Linked DNA regions of Homo sapiens: region 1 is linked to region 2. A link is a contact called in ENCODE Hi-C or POLR2A ChIA-PET data. All regions are on one chromosome and are shown on one strand. The core of a region is the stretch at or near the end of the contact, and the rest is flanking DNA. Distances in the headings are between cores, read along the strand shown. Region 1 holds the start of GPRC5A (G protein-coupled receptor class C group 5 member A). Region 2 holds the start of GPR19 (G protein-coupled receptor 19).

Region 1 (5,610 bases), core at 2,701-5,200, 200 kb after region 2:
TTCAGAGGATAAAGATCGAGTATGGTCTTTCTCGTACTTCTGTTGTATTCCCTACAATGCATGGTGCTTAGGTGGCTCTCAAATGCTTCCAGTGATTGAATGGAAGAACCACTATTAGCAGGAACCTGGCAGGAGCTGTGGTTCACCGACACTAGCAGCTCCAATAAAGTAATAACCTAAGGAAATGGAATTCCTCTCCGCCTTCCTCCAACCAACTCAGGTACTTCTTATATGAGATTTAATTGAGGTCAGGGAAGGGAACAAGTAGCACCTTCCATCCTGCCAGTAAAAAAGCAAAGGGAGAGAAAGGGGAAGCCCCAGGCCTGAGGTCCTGCAGCCGGGAATTCCAAGGCGGCATTAGGAAGGGGGTCAGGATCAGGGCACTGGCAGAGCCGTCTCTTTTCTTGCTTCCTTCCTGCAATCAAGAGTGGGGATCTCGGTGGTGATGGTTGGTGGACATCAGAAGGGAAGGGGTCAGCAGGGACTGAGTTCTGGGACTTCCTGAATGAGGCAGACCCAGGCCCGTGATCTTGGGCCATAGGCCCCCTAACCCCTGCCCACACGTTGCTGGCCTTGCAGCTGAATGAAGGTCCTCTACACCATCAGATCAGCCTCTCTTTTTGGGGGAACATGGCGCCCTTATTGTGGGGCTCTCTCTTCTCCTCTCCTCATTTCCAGTCTGGTGAGCTTTCTTCTGTGTTGCTCAACAAAGCTACCCATCACTTTCAACCGGGTGACACTCTAAGGATGATAACTAGAGTTGGGAGTGAAACATGGGTCTCCAGACCCCCGTCCTACTGTTTCTTTCATTTATTCCCAAGAACCCTCAACCTTGGTCTGCAGACCATTTTAATAGGATGAGAGACCTAGGAAGTGAATGATTCCATCTACTGGTCCTGTCCTTCTTCTCCTCTGGGGCATCTCAAAATCACTCAGATACCCCAGAATCACTCAGCTATTCCACCTGCCCTAGTCCTCCCTGTCTTCTTCCAGAGAGCCAGCCCCCAGGGACACAGGTGCAGGGCCGGGACTGGGAGAGGCAAGCAAGGGGACTAGAGCTCAGGATTTAAAGGGGCACTCACTCTTAAAGTTGTGGAGTGCCTCCTTGAAATCTGTGCTCTGGTTGCCTCATTGGCCTCATCTAGTCCTGGCTTTGTGCAGGCAGGTGTCTCCATAAAGGGATAGGAGGAGACCAAGAGGTTAAGAGGAGAGTAGAAAAGAGAGTACTAAGAGGACAAGGTGGGACATCCAAAGTCAATGGCACTACTCAGGAGGCTGAGGCAGGAGGATGGCTTGAGCCCAGGAGTTGGAGGCTGTAGTGAGCTATGGTGGCCTGTGAATAGCCATTGCACTCCAGCCTGGGCAACATAGTGAAACACTGTCTCTAAGAATAACAACAACAACAAACAAAGCCAATAGCAAAGTGAAGAGCAATGACTGAAGACAGGTTCAGAACAAGCATCCCCACACATGCTCTCTGTCTCACACACCCTGGACCTGCCAGACAGATACCATCCAGAGAACAGTGAACAAAGGAAAGATCAAATACACTCATCACATTCTCATTAGGAGGACCTAATGGGAATGTGGTCCTGGGGAGGGGGTGTAGAGATAGGGTAGGATCCCCAAAACCACATCATCTTTGTTCTTTCACCATCCTCAGACTTGACGTCTTTTGCTCGATGTCATGAAACTCACCCTAGACATGGTGATTCAGACTCCGTGCTGGAAGAGCCACCAGGGACAACTAGTCCTCACTATCCAGTGTGGTAGCCACAAGCCACACACACTTTTTGAGCAATGGAAATGTGGCTGGTCCACACTGACAGGTGCTTTAAATATAAAAGACACACTGGGTTTTTGAGGATATAGTTGGAAACCAAAGAAGTAAAATAGCCCCTTAATATTTTTAAAAATATTGATTACATGTTGAAATGATCATATTTGGGATCATATTTGGGTAAAAAATATACAGTGTTATTAAAATTAATTTTCCTGTTTCTTTGTACTTCTTTTAATGTGGCTAGAAATTTAACATGACATATGTGGGCCAGGTGTGGTGGCTCCCACCTGTAATCCTAGCACTTTGGAAGGCCAAGGCTGGAGGATGGCATGAACCCAGGAGTTTGAGACCAGCATGTGCAACACAGCGAGACCTTGTCTCTATAAATAATAAAAAGAATTACTTGGGAGGCTGAGGCGGGAAGACTGCTTGAGCCTGGGAGGTAAAGGCTTACAGTGAGCCATGATGGTATCACTGCACCCCAGCCTGGGTGACAAAGTGAGAGTGTCTCAAACAAGAAACAAACAAAAAAATTAGCCAGGTGTGGTAATGCACACATGTGGTCCTGGGTGCTTGGGAGGCTGAGGTGGAAGGATAGCTTGAGCCTGGGTGATTGAGGCTGCAGTGAGCCGATTGTGCCATTGTACTCCAGCCTGGGTGACGGCGAGACCTTGTCTAAAAAAGAAAAAACACACAAAAAATAAAAAACAAATGTGGCTTATGTTTGTGGCTTGAATTATAGTTCTATTGTACAATGGTAGTCTAGTTCAACTTCTTGAACAGACGAGAACGCTGGGGTCCGGAGAGAAGCCCTGACTTAGCGGATGGCACACACTATAAAGCACTGTCATTTGCAGTCCCACCAGTCTCTCAGTACCCACCCCCACTCTGCCACACACACCCCTGGGAGTCTTAGGTGTGAAATGGGTGGACTCACAGACCCCTGGGCTGCATACCTCAAAGTGTTCCAACACTCAAGGCACTGCCTGTGGTTTTTTGGGAGTGAAATAAAAACCTAACAATGGTGGGGTCACAGTCTCCAGTAGGTCACATTTTAAAAGCACTTTAGGCTCTGGAGACTTGGGGTGTGGGGAGAAGTGAAGAGAAAGCTGGGGAGCCCTGGGCCTTCCCCCATTTCTTCATATGCAGAATAATCCAGATTAGTTTACCAAGCGCGCTGATAACCACTTTAAAAACAGAGTCCCTCCTGCCTCCCCGTGGCATGGGGTAGAACCTGGCTTGAGCCCCGACACAGGCGGGCAGCCACTCCAGGATCGTTCCACACGTAAACAAAGACGAGTTTCGGTCCGATTGGCTTGATCCTGGAAGAGGAGTGGGCAGTGGAGGGAGGGGAAACCAGGCACCAAAGCAAATTCCTTCATTTCATAATTTCATCTGGCGCCCCCGTTCAATCAGCCTGCATTGTCGAGGCTTTAGGAGAGGCAGTTAGGAAAGGAGAGATACTGATCTCTCAGCCCCAGGGCAGCACTAATGGTGCCTGTCTAGACTCTGACAGGTGGAGCTGCTGAGCTAACTACGGACCTGGTGGGGGAAGTTTTCCTTGGCTTTCACGTGGCTTTGGCTGGGGAGCCCTGAGAAGGTGGCTGCCTCCTTTTTCTGAAGCCTGGCTTCCCATACGGCAGTGGCTGGGGGAGAGTGATGGAGAGAAAGGCTAAGCTAAGGTCAAAGAAAGTGGAGGAAGGCTGGCTTGTCCCGCTGGACTTGACGGCGGAGCTGCTGCAATCTCGCGGGCTGGGCCCTTGCCCCGGGTGGACCCGAGTGCCTGCGGGGAGGCGGGTGTGGCTCCCCCGGGAGGTGACAGCTGGCGGGGCCCGTAAGGAGCTGGTCTGCTCCGGCTCCCCTCTCGTAGCCGGCGCCCTGGGACCAGCGCGTGAGCACGTCTCGGAGGAGTCCGATGCGCTGGGCAGGGCCGGGTGGTCACCCCCGCCCAGCTTCCAGGGGTGACTGTGCCTCTGACGTCAGACGGTTTTTGGGTCATTCCCTGGCACGGGGACTTTATTTTCATAACAGCATGAAGTGCCGTGGAACTGGAATAGGCGTGTCCTCTCCCTCGACCCTCCCCCTCCTTGTCCCTCTGCTCACCCCTCGCTCGTTCCCTCCCTCCGGCGAGGGCCGCCTTTATAACAACTGCTCAGAGTGCGAGGGCGGGATAGCTGTCCAAGGTCTCCCCCAGCACTGAGGAGCTCGCCTGCTGCCCTCTTGCGCGCGGGAAGCAGCACCAAGTTCACGGCCAACGCCTTGGCACTAGGGTAAGTGAGGCGCCAGGAGCCCAGAGCGCTGGGGCCTCCGGATTTAAATCGTCTGGGGAGAGCGGGGCGTTGGGAGGGGTGGGATAGAAGAGGAGAGAAATCCTGGTAATGGAATACAGTTGGCTATGAGAAAAAAATTCCCTAGGAAACAGTTCCTCTAGTTTAACAACTCAGATTTTTTTTTTTTTTTTTCCCCTTTGCGGGTTTCCTAGGCTAAGATAGAGGCAGAGAGCAAAGAGATAATCAGGGTAATAGTTTCTGCTCGGACACATTCTACAAACTTTGAGTAGATGGAATCCGGCCAGGCAGGAGGTGAGCAGCTCTGGGATCACTCTGCAGGAAAAGAATAGAGGGAGAAAGATCTCAGAGGACCCGAAGGTACTGGGAGTGGAGGGGGAGTGGGAAACAAGGGGCAGGGGCAGGAGGGAGGACACGGTGACAGCTACTATTTTACCCAGATGCTGCAAAAAGCCCTTCTGAGTTTTGGGAATTAGATCTAGAAGCCCATCCCTTTTCTCTTGATGTGTGGGCGGTCAGTTCCACTCTGGTGTGCCTTGAGTTGCTCAGAAACCTGGGACAGATGAAAGTTGAATGTGCGCTGAGAGTGCACCTTCCACTACCGACTTTATGGATAGGATTTGGGAATAGCATAGATGCTGTTCCATCTGGTCCCTTAAACATCCATGGGGAAGGCTGGCAAATAGCTTTATTTTATTTTTTGAGATGGAGTTTCACTCTTGTTGCCCAGGCTGGAGTACAATGTTGCGATCTCAGCTCACCGCGACCTCCACCTCCCGGGTTCAAGCGATTCTCCTGCCTCAGACTCCCGAGTAGCTGGGATTACAGGCATGCACCACCACTCCTGGTTAATTTTGTATTTTTAGTAGAGACGGGGTTTCCCCATGTTGGTCAGGTTGGTCTCAAACTCCCGACCTAAGGTGATCTGCCCGCCTCAGCCTCCCAAAGTGCTGGGATTACAGGTGTGAGCCCCCGCGCCCGGCCACAGATAGCTTTAAACATCCATGGGAAAGGCTAGCTAACAGCTGAAACCTGCTCAGAATCAAGGAATTTGAAGGACTTTCCATTCCTGACTTCTTTCCATTCCTGATTGTCTCCTCAGAGGCTTGTGTAAACACCACACCTGTTGAAGGGTTCGGCCGAATCAGCCACTGCTGTGGGTTCATTCCTGAAGGGGAACACTTCAGCTACTTCAGACACAATGGGCTAGGGACCACGGGAGGGGTGAGGGCGGAGGGGGCACACACCCTCCAGGTTTGCATGCCGGTGTCTGCTAGGTGAGGGAAGGAATGAGGGGAAGGAAGGGCCGGGAGAGGCGCTACGTGGGAAACAAGGGACCTCTCCAAGGGCGTGGAGAGGTGAGTGCCTCAAGGGCAGAATGGAATGAGCAGAACCCTTTGGTTTCCCGGGAAGAGCTCTCAACCTTGAGTCAGGAAGACTGATTTCTCCTCCCAGCTCCGCAGGAACATGGAACTGTGATCAGGCAAGGGGCTGGGCCTGAGTTCCTCATAGGGGTCTTGGGGAGGCCCCCAGTTTCCC
Region 2 (5,774 bases), core at 3,275-5,774:
TGTCATCCAATTCATCTTTATACCTCTAGGATCTAAAACAGCAAAGTAGGTGCTCAGCGACAGTGTACCAGCACACTGAATAAGCATGACTTTTGAGATTAACCTAAAACCACCTAATTTTCATTTTCCACTGTCCCTTTGAAAACACCCTTCAAGGGTGTCTGGTTGCAAGGCTGGTTCTTCTCTTATCCCTGAATTAAAACTTGGGTGGTCCCATTACTTTTTCTGGTCATTTTTAGTTAAGAGATGTTAATAACTAAAATATCCAGTCCTATATAACAATCAAAAGTTGGCACCTGACTTAGTTTAGGCATTTCTCCCTCCTCCCAGTTTGTGCCTTCTGTAGTAGATTTAACAAAACAGTGTGGCCACTTCTCTTTTTTCCTGACTTGTTTCCTTAGATCTTGCCCCTCCTAGTTTCTGATCCCTCCAGGGTTTGAGAGGAGGATGAGCAATACGTCTTACTTTGTTGGTACTAACATGAGCTGCCATCAGTTTCCCTGTACCTCACAGGTATTAAAGACTGATTCCTTATCTCAATGGGCACTTACGTGGGTTTAGGGGGACAAAACTCTACTTCTATGAATTTTTCAACTATAGCTCCTTTGACCAGCTGGCCACTTATCTAACTCCAGAAAGACCTTTAGCTTTTCCCTGCTGAAGTCTATTCCTCTCTTTGAGTGGTCATCTTGGTCAGGTCCAGTGATGACTCGCTGCTGGCTTCTCTTGTCTTTTTTTTTGTAATATTAGCCAGGTTAATGGCGGGGTTTTGCCATGTTGCCCAGACCGGTCTTGAACTCCTGGGCTTAAGCGATCCTTCTGCTTTGGTCTCCCAAAGTGCTAGGATTACAGGCGTGAGCTACTGCGCCTGACTCAAATTTAATTTCTTGTACCCCAAAAAGAGGCAGAAAGAAAGACGGACTGGATACCCTCATTTATAGAACCAGAACCCCATACTGGTACAATATGAAAGTTTCTGAAAAAGGTCCAACAGGTATTTGATATCCACAAAGCACAAAAGACCTAATTATAGTTGTTTTTTTTGTTTTTTTTTTTCTCCAACTGGGCTTAAGCCCCTTTCTCCTTTGCTTTCTGAGCAAAAGTACTACTGGCCTCCAGCAGCTGAAAAAGCCCTTAAGAAACTGAAGCATTACTTGTCTTTGGCTCTAGTCCTGGCTCACTCTAACCCATAAAAACCTTTAAAGACAGAGACCAATCTGTCTAGCATTCCTATCGGTCCCAGGAAGATTCTCTGTCACTCATGTGTGCCTGCTTTTCAAGAAAAGGAACCCAATTAAAGACAGGTAACTTCATGTGGCAAAAGATATTCTTGGCCATTATCACTACCTTTTTTGTCTTATATTCAATAACTAAAGTAGTATGGTGATTTCAACTTCTGAGTTATTTATAAACCTAGAAACCAGAATTGTCCTACTAGCAAGTAACTTGTCTCTTAGAAGCTGAAATTGCTGACCATGCCACTTGTATTCCAAGTGATTCTGTGTTCCCTGAAAGGCTACAAAGACAGGCTTGAACCTCACCTTTCTCATCTGTTAATAATAACAAAACCACTTGTGTGGTCAGAGCTGCCACATCAACCCTGATAGGCTACCGGAAAACACTTCATTATCAATGCCCTGCTGCACATGCATTCCCATGTACAGCAGCCTCTCATTGGAAAAGAACACACATTTCAATCATGCCTTGATGCCCTCCCCAACCAATGAGGTATTGCAGGTTGTAAAGATCCGCCCCAACCCACTACTGCCATCAGCCCTGCTGATGGCCCAAGATTCACCATGTGTAATGCAATAAAGACATCATTATCTGTGTTGCCTGTGCTAGATCAAAAGACCAGCTTGGGAGACTGACACTCTTCTATCTCTACAGCTAAGCCTGTGTATCCTGGCAATTATACTAATGGCTTTATCAATGACCTTTCCCAAATTAGTACGTTAACCCCATTCTTATCACAGTGGCCTTCCTCCTGAATAGAGCTCATGATGCCCTACTTATCTGCCTGTCTCAAGCTCTAAACTTCATTCCTCCAAACGTGTTTTCCAAAACGGAGTCTTGCTCTATCACCTAGGCTGGAGTGCAGTGGCACGATCTCGGCTGACCGCAACCTCTGCCTCCTGGGTTTAAGCAATTCTCCTGCCTCAGCCTCCGGAGTAGTTGGGATTACAAGCGCGTGCCACCACACCCAGCTAATTTTTGTATTTTTAGTAGAGATGGGGTTTCACCATGTTGGCCAGGCTGGTCTCAAGCTCCTGACCTCGTGATCCCCCCGCCTCCGCCTCCCAAAGTGCTGGGATTACAGACGTGAGCCACCGTGCCTGGCCCTAGAGGGAACTCTTAAAGCAGTGGCTCTCAACCTTTGTTGCAAAATGGAGGGTTTTAAGAAAGTACTGATGTCTGGGCTCCACTCGCAGAGATTCTGATTTAATTGGTATAGAGAAAAGCCAGGGCATTAGGATTTTTTTAAGCTCCCAAGGTGATTCTAATGTGTGGGCATGGTAGAGTACCTGTCTTTTTTTTTTTTTTTTTTTTTTTTTTTTGAGACGGAGTCTCGCTCTGTCGCCCAGGCTGGAGTGCAGTGGCGTGATCTCGGTTCACTGCAAGCTCTGCCTCCCGGGTTCACGCCATTCTCCTGCCTCAGCCTCTGGAGTAGCTGGGTCTACAGGTGCCCACCACCACGCCCGGCTAATTTTTTGTATTTTTTTTTTTTTAGTAGAGACGGGGTTTCACCGTATTTGCCAGGATGGTCTCGATCTCCTGACGTTGTGATCCGACCGCCTCAGCCTCCCAAAGTGCTGAGATTACAGGCGTGAGCTACCGCGCCTGACCCGGTAGAGTACCTGTCTTAAAGCTCCCTAAATACAGACGGACCTACGATGCACAGAGCATCCACAATTCAACTGATAGGTGGCATGTACTTTACACTAAGTTCTATGCTACCTCATTTTGTCATTACAATAATCCTATGGCACAGGCACTATTATCCTTATTTTATAAATTGAGAAACTGAGATTCAGACAGGACACACAGAGTGACTGGCAGACCCTAAAGTCAAAGCCCAGGTCTGATTCCCAATTGTACACACTTTATATGACATCATATCGAGATGTCATGCCTCTCAGAGCTGGATGATCCCACTCCCTAAAACAAGACACCCAGGCTTCAACCCTGAAATCCTATTCCATTGCCTCCATGGATTTTTCCTGCAGCATTTTCCTATGCACTTCACACATACAGCGCAGCTGCCAGGATATACTTTAGGCTGCCAAAATGAAATGAAGTCACTTTCTTGGTAAGTGATTACCATGCCTGGCTCTTTACTGAAGTACTTCCATTCTATATATTCACACTGGGATCCTTCTCCATCACTGCTAGCTTCAATCCTGTGGCTTTCCATATTTAGTTTTTCTTACAGATGAAGTGATACTCTTTACCTATCAGCCATTCCTTTGTTGGAGTAAAATTACGTATTCCATCAGCATTCTTCTGCCTTGTACTCCAGATAGTATACAAAGAATCAAATTATAGTAGCTAAGTGGCATAGAATTGCTGCCGATATCAAGATGGACTCTAATATCTAGTGAACTGGGAGGCTAGAGGCTAGAAGTATGTACTTCTGTAAGGTGTCAGTGACACATCTGAGTAATGTGGTAGCTAAATGCCACCATTTCATTCCATGAAATCCACATTTCATTCTGGCTAAAGGGTAAAGCTGGTGAGAGGTGGGAGGGGCCAGGAGGCTCCATCGGAAGGAGGCAGACACTTCAGGTGTTGGGTGGTACCTTTAAGATGTTGCGGGGCCAAATCCAATGCCGGTGCAGGTGTCCCATATATCCTGAGAGACAAAAAGAGGTCAGATTGGTCAGATCCCTCGAGACAGTTCCCAAATTCCTGACTTCTGTTACCGCGACTGTTCTTCGCAATTCCACCTCGGCCTGTGTTCAGGACTGTGGCTTTTAGAATCTTCCTCATTCCATTCCATTAGGGGCGTCCCGATTTCCACCTTATATACACCATGTACTAAATGCATGCCATTTCTGCCTGTTTACAAACATGCATAAGTTCACACTCTTTTAAGAAAAATGTCCTCTACTGTCAACTTCTTTCTAGTCTGGCCTCCCAGGTAGGCTACAGAGCTACTGCCTTCATTTATCTCTCAAATCTTCCCATCTTCTCCTTCCCACTGTATTACCTTAGCTCACACTCACATCCTCTTGGTCACCAGCCAAAAAATAAATAAAACTCCTTTGTCCCTTCAGATTTCTCTCTTATTCTACAACCTCATTAATCGGCTCTCCCGCTCCCACTCCTTTACTACTTCAGTCGCTGAAACCTCCCCTCACAGAGTTCACGGCCAATATAAAAACGGAAAGAAGGGATGACCATACGAGCTTGTGGACTTTTGCCTGCAAAATCTCATAGAATGTGGTGTTGTGTACGTGAATCCATCAGATCAACGCGACGGACACTCCCCAAGGGCCAAATCGGACCGCCTCTCACTAGGCGGAAAGTTTTGAAACTTTTGCGCGCTAAAAATGATGAGCCAGACGCATGCGCAAACGTGCACTCCCGGGGTGGCGCTTCTCCTCAGGCAGATCTCGCGTGGTTTGGTGATGGCCGGCTAGTATGAAGGTTTTCCGTGGCGTTGAGATCCCACCCGCCCTTTTTTTTTTTTTTTTTTTTTTTTTTTTTTTTTTTTGCTGCCCCAGTGGATTAGGATTAGTGCTGCAGTCAAATGAAAAAGATCAAGACAAAAAATTAGGCTAATATAACTAGCCGACAGGCTAGCGGCATTTCTCTGGGGCCGAGGAATTCCACGAAGAAGATCTCTGCGAGGCCCAGAAGGCCGCACAACTACTTCTTCAGAAACAAAATTTTTTAAAAAAGTAAAAATAGAGGAAGTCAGCCAGTTTATCACCTTGGAACCAGCGTTTTGTTTGGCTTTTCCGCTTTTCACTCTACGAAAAAGCCCATTGGCGGCTACCCAGGTTACCGTCCTGTTGCCATTGCGCCTGCGCGGCGGTTTGTTTACCAGTCCAGGCGAAGCGCTGTGTCGCGGTTCTCGCCGCCCCGAGCGCCTTGGTTTGCTCCCTTGACGTGTAATTCGTAATGAAAGTCATGTTTTCATTTGGGAACACGGATCGGAGGTTTAAAACTGGACAGTTTAAGTGTCAACTTCAGACCAAAGAAAATAATGGTAGGGAAAACACTGGACACTCAGAAATCGGTGCCGCGTCAGAGCTGTCACGGAAGATGTTTCTAATGAACCTGAGGAAAACAATAGCACCACCCTAACCAGAACTAAAAAGTGGCAAGCAGCCACAGTTAATGAAACTCATAGGTGGCATTTAGTTACTTATTTAGAATGTAGGCCTAGTTATGGTAAAAATGCAAATAAGACCAAACCTAAGGTCCTCTTGCTCGAGCAAACCTCAAGCAAAACCTACATGATTTAAGACTGACTCTTGAAGCGAAGTAAAAAAAAAAAAAAAAAAAAAAAAGCAGCCATGCAAAATTTGAAACTTGGAGACGACTCTAGAAGCATTAACCCAAGAAAGCACAAGCCAACAAACAAATTTTTGAAATGGTTTGAAGAGCTCTTCAAAGTCAGTTTCAGGTGGCTTAGAAGAGGATGTTGCTTATAAAATGAGATCTGATGGAAACTTGTTTTACAGATATGACTGGATTCGTTTGAAAACAAAAAAAAAGGCAGGCAAAGTGACTTTTTAAAAAGTATTTTTATGGAAGGATTTCTA

The links. A loop is a pair of places that touch in the nucleus more often than their neighbours do. ChIA-PET counts read pairs that join two places held with the same protein, here RNA polymerase II (POLR2A). Pooled maps may share reads with other maps.
Region 1: a pooled map shows a loop between it and region 2 (2.1-fold over the local background). The contact joins the promoter of GPRC5A here to the promoter of GPR19 in region 2. A Hi-C loop is called at or near these places in 2 of 50 pooled maps. POLR2A ChIA-PET finds 5 or more read pairs at or near these places in 2 of 52 experiments (MCF 10A and activated T-cell).

Annotation. Positions count from the first base shown.
Region 1 is chr12:12,887,612-12,893,221 of GRCh38, forward strand. GPRC5A (G protein-coupled receptor class C group 5 member A) reads left to right here and starts at 3,951. Exons shown (of 4, transcript NM_003979.4): 1 at 3,951-4,053.
Region 2 is chr12:12,691,659-12,697,432 of GRCh38, forward strand. GPR19 (G protein-coupled receptor 19) reads right to left here and starts at 4,525. Exons shown (of 4, transcript NM_006143.3): 1 at 4,407-4,525; 2 at 3,801-3,853. RefSeq lists enhancers at 4,273-4,432, 4,613-4,692.